Linked DNA regions of Homo sapiens: region 2 is linked to region 1. Evidence: read pairs that join two places in POLR2A ChIA-PET (ENCODE). Cell type or tissue: CD4-positive, alpha-beta T cell. All regions are shown on one strand. Region 1 has its middle 35 kb from the start of PLCL2. Region 2 overlaps PLCL2 (phospholipase C like 2).

Region 1 (2,500 bases):
GCATGTCACAGCCTCCACCACACTCATAACACTACCCATAACACTCATAACATAACACTCATAACATAACACTCAACGCTATGCACTGTAGTGCATAGTGTAGTTTACTGTGCTTTCAATAATGGCTGAAATTGAGGACTTACTTTACAGCAGCGTTGTGCTGGGTGATCTCACTTAGACCCCAGAACTGCCCAATGAGATGATTGCTAATGCTATCTCCTTTTACTGATGTGGAAATAAGACTAGACACTAAGTGGGTCCCACAGCTGATAAGTGCGGGAAGCCAGGACTTGAACCCTAAGCCCTAGCTCTATTTGTTTTAGTAAGTACCTAAAAGAATGTTTCTAGGTAAGAGTTTCAGTTTCTATGCAAAAACATTACTGCATATTAAATGAAAAGATGTATACTATACTGCATTTTCCTTTCATCTTCAGAACAGACTAGAAAGATGATTTTCAGAATGGTAAAAATAATCATTGCTAGTCCAAGGTGAATTAGAAAACTTAAATAACTACATGAGGGCATATTTTCAAAAGTTGTGAATAAATGACAATAGGAACTGCAAGGGTTTACTGATAACACCTTTGATTCAAACTGATATATTCAAAACACAAAGCAGCAACTGCATGTCGATGTGAAACCTCAAGCTCAACCTGCCCTTTTTTTTTCTACCTTGCATGTAAATTATTATTTCTACTACATGTGAGCAGGAAGGGTAATGCTAGGGCTTCTATGTGGCTGTCCAAGAGCCATTTATGCGCATCGCAATTAGTGTCATTTTTGAAAAGCTATTTCAATTAAGGGATGATAAAAATTACCATTTTATTCTTCATATTATTATAGAATTTAGGATTTGGGGGTTAAGTTTACTTTCCATTCTTATCTTCATACCACCATTTTATTAATTTTTTCAACAAGACTACCTAAATTTTTTATATTTTTTAAAGAAAATCTTCCAAAATAGAGGTTTTACCAATTTTTTGCATTGCTCTATTTGCCGTACTATAATCTACGCGTGCTCCTGATGAGTCAAGATCAATACTCTTTCAGGGTGATTGCATTTGTTTATTTATTTATCCCACTTATGCATCAGCACAAAAATTAAAATTCAGGGTCAGTTATTGCTGGGGAGTGTTCTCCGCAATGTAATTTGGTTGCTAGGAAACCTGTGGGCGGGCGTTAGCAAGAGGAAGAGAAAGCTCCTCCGCCAGCAATTCAATAGCAGTATTGGCTTTCATTTCAAACGTGCTAAATAATAGGGCCCTGCAATTTGCCTCCGTTAGCCCAAGTTGCTTACGTTTCTTCCTGAATGGAAAATTAATCTGGTTTAGTGCCGGGTAACATTTGCAACCATACTTCCTCTGCCAGGCATTAAAAAAAGAAGTTTCCCACTTTGGGAAATAAGAAAGTTCTGTGTCTTTCTTCATGTTTTATCATGTTTTTTTTTTTTTTTCCTTTCTTTTCCTTTTCTCTCTCTCTCTCTGTCAAGAAAATGCATCATGTTAACAGCCTTTAAGCCCAAGATCAAGCCAAGAGGTAGCAGAGCTCAGGAAAAAGAGATCAGGACAGCCCTTTATTTCTAGGGTGTAGGTAGGGTTGGGTATAAAGAGTTCTGCTAGGGTCTGAGGAGGAGATAAGAGAATTGACCTAGGCATAGAGAGTGCTTGGGGAACTTGGCAAGAGGTAAAAGGAAACCACATTTCTATGTCAGCTCAGGTCCAGCATATCCTCTACTTGACCCCTGTCCACACATAAAGCAGAACATAACATCTTGCATAGAGTAGGTGCTCAAGAAACATGTGTTGGCAACACACAAATCCTAATGTAATGAGCCTGGATACAGGAATTCTATCAGAACAGCTGCAGTCAGTCATAGCGTTGTTGGGGTGCGTGTTTTAGGCCTTATGTAATTTCCTGTCTCGGGATGAAAAAAAATGGACTAACAGCCAAGGCTGGCAAGCTGTTCCTGGCTGAATGTGAACCAGGCTCCAGTTCCACATCCCCAAAAACCCTCCTATGCTTTCCCCCTTTTGAGTAAATTAATTTTTATCTGCCTGCTCTGAGTTTGTAAGAGCTATTAAGAATGGGTCAGTGCTACCTTCAGAACAGATTTAACAGGATCCCTATGCCTTTGCAAGATTTCTAAAACCTGGTCCAGGCTAGGGATACCAAGACACTATCTTGAGGTTCTTTGGAAACGTGTCTTCTCTCCTTTCTTCCTTCCTGTTGCTGTAGGTAATTTTCTCAGGGCTGGATTGATCCAGCCTGCTGACTAGGCTTCCTCCTGGGATACTCCTCTTCCATTCTACCCACTGTGTCCTCACAACCTTCTTCGTCCATATGAGGTCGTTCGTAGAATCTTCTCCAATCGTTTGTCTTTTCTCTTGATACTACGTGCATCCACTGTTGTTTCACAGGATGATATCAGCTCTTTTCAAAACCACAGACAGCAGAACTCCCAGGTCAGTGTGCCTTAAAATGGAAGCCAAGCCATCTTGGT
Region 2 (2,500 bases), 89 kb after region 1:
GCACCCACCTGCTGTGGAAAATCTGGAAAATCAGCCAAAGTTTGTTTCAAAAACCTTACTTGACTACATATTTTAATGACTCCAAGTTATACACTTGACTAGAAATTAGTGGTGTGTGTTTTCCTCGCATATGGTTGAATTTCCCCCTCCCTGTTGCCGATTTTAAAAAGATGTTTCTTTTTTATGAACGCTGAGAGTATAAATCAAACAAAAGCCAAAGGAGCCACGTCATGTACTCAGTCTGTAGCAGCAAATGTTGTACTTGCATTAATTTTGGATAACAGGTTACAGTTTTAAATTGGATTTTTTTGTAATGCAACAGAAATTACCTTATGAAAAGTTGGTTTGAAAGGTGGCAATTCACGTGTAATTTGATGTTCCATATTAAAATATACATGTCTTACATAGTACTGCTTTCAAGCATGACTACCTGTATAATGCAATCGTGTTAAATCATTGTTACATGTATTTTTACTAATTACTGAACTGGAGTGAATTATAAATCTCTGCCAAAAACATTGACTTGCTTATACTGGGCAAGCAGTTAATCATGTTTGGTGGATCTGTTCTTTAAAATTTTTGATGATTTTATAAAGCTTTTGGATAATTAAATTAAGATGAACTACTTCCACAGTGTGTAAATACCTTGTAATGCAGTTTTAAAGGGCTATAAAATAATAATTAAAACTTAGAATTACCAGCTTCCAATGATCATTTCAATAATCATTGCTGACAGAGGAAGAAGTAGTATTATAGAAAACAAGAGTTCGGAAAGAAATACAAGAAGCCTCAGCCATCCTCATTTTCTTTCTGTCCATCCTTACCACGTTGTATCTGCGGTGGGAGTTGACTGGATGGTAGAAGGGGAAAGCCATAGGCTAAGGGAAGACAGTACACTTATGGAAGATTGTGTATTAACCATTTTCTTTCCCTAACAGATTTTGATTGTCCCTTATTTAAATACATTTCTATGTGAAACCAGGAAATAGTAATCTTTTTTGTTGCATGTATAGTGCAAAGGTAGCTTGAGAAGCAGTATGATAGGATGGACACCAGGATGTCATAGCTGGAAGCCTTCTTGGAAATGCAGGGAGCACAAAATGTCTTTTGAGCTTCTTTTCCCTGTACCTTTTCTCCTTTTGTTTATGCCCCACCCAGGCATGAGTTCTTTAAATCAAGGATTTCTATTCAGTTTACTGTTTTCATATTTGTACCTGAAACAGAGATAGCTAACACTGTTACTCCAAAACTAGAGCGAAAGAATTCAGAAATATGAAGAAAATTTATATAAGTGTTTGAGGGAGGATATTAGTTTCATTTCTGACTTTTATTCAACTTTAAAAACTTAACAGCTAGCTGTGTAGTTTCCTTGAATCATCTGATCTTGTCTCCATATAAATATAGAGATTCCTAGAAATATTACTGTGAATCCATGCTGTATGTTTTGGCTTCCTGAAAATCAACTAAGGCCCATCCATGCTGTGCAGATGTTGAAAGTACAATTCTCCCTGTAGATAGCAAAGGGTAAGCGGGTAATCACACACTCTTTCTTGTCATATTTTCTTTTAGGGTGAGAGTCTAGTAGCTGTTGGAATTTGGATTAGTAGTCCAAACTACTAGTGTTTAGTCTTCTAGAGTTTAATAGGTCTATTGATATAGAAACAAATATAAATCTTTAGTCTGTGCATTATTATCTTTAAATGCTTATTTTAGAAAAATCTGTTGGTTGAGTTTATTGGGACATGGAACTATGAAAGTCATGGGTATGAGCTCTGCTACTAGCACTTAGCTTTGCCAGATGGTATGATTATATAGACTGCCTTGAAAGAGGTGGTTTTCAAGGGAGCAGGTTTAAAGGGAGAATCTTTCATTCCACAGTTATTTGTGAATGTTGTGCTGGACAGACACCTGTAGACAAAGCAGACCACAAACACATAAATAAATGTGAAAACTATCAGATATGTGTGTGCAGTGTATTAAAATTGGGTGAAACAATAAAAAAGTAGTTATTTCTAGAATAAAATTTATAAAGATGGATTAAGCCTCAGTGGAACAAAAATGAGGATAGACTTATAGAGCCTCTGAATATACAAAAATCCAGGTCTCATTCTGTTTACACTGCACAAAATATTGGGGACAGCTTTTATTCGGGAGATCCTTTTCATGATTTCCACTCCGTGTTTTCCTACGAAGTAACATATTTAGAAAACCTCAGAAAAACGTTTGTTTCTAGGACAGCATAGAAGGGGAAGAAACAGTCTATTTTCCTTCCGGGCATTGGGGGAACAGAGGGAAGACCCAGGCACATGAGTGGTGGGTGGTACCTGAGGGCTTAGGGTCTAAAGAAGAAGAGTCATACTATTTTTAAAAATCCATATTTGAGACAGTGGCATTCAAAGCCCTAAATGAGTGGGGTTTGGAGGAGACCATGGAAAGTAAGAAAAGGACACATGAAATGACAGGAAGCCATGAGATGTCTGGATTACCATCTTGTGTGAAG

The links. Peaks named below come from ENCODE experiments on the same cell type or tissue, not always from the same donor. Only the 100,000 strongest peaks of a DNase experiment are listed, where the experiment ranks them.
Region 2: POLR2A ChIA-PET joins it to region 1 with 9 read pairs; 5 of 35 experiments call an interaction of 5 or more read pairs at or near these places.

What each region holds. Positions count from the first base shown.
Region 1 is chr3:16,848,209-16,850,708 of GRCh38, forward strand. No RefSeq gene overlaps it. Among named protein-coding and RNA genes, the nearest start is that of PLCL2, 35 kb to the right of the region's middle. In CD4-positive, alpha-beta T cell, no CTCF peak of the experiment used is centred here; a DNase peak (open chromatin) is centred at 1,183; H3K4me3 peaks cover 604 bases; H3K27ac peaks cover 719 bases.
Region 2 is chr3:16,937,620-16,940,119 of GRCh38, forward strand. The region is part of intron 1 of PLCL2 (phospholipase C like 2); the gene reads left to right. Among named protein-coding and RNA genes, the nearest start is that of MIR3714, 5.7 kb to the left of the region's middle. In CD4-positive, alpha-beta T cell, no CTCF peak of the experiment used is centred here; no DNase peak of the experiment used is centred here.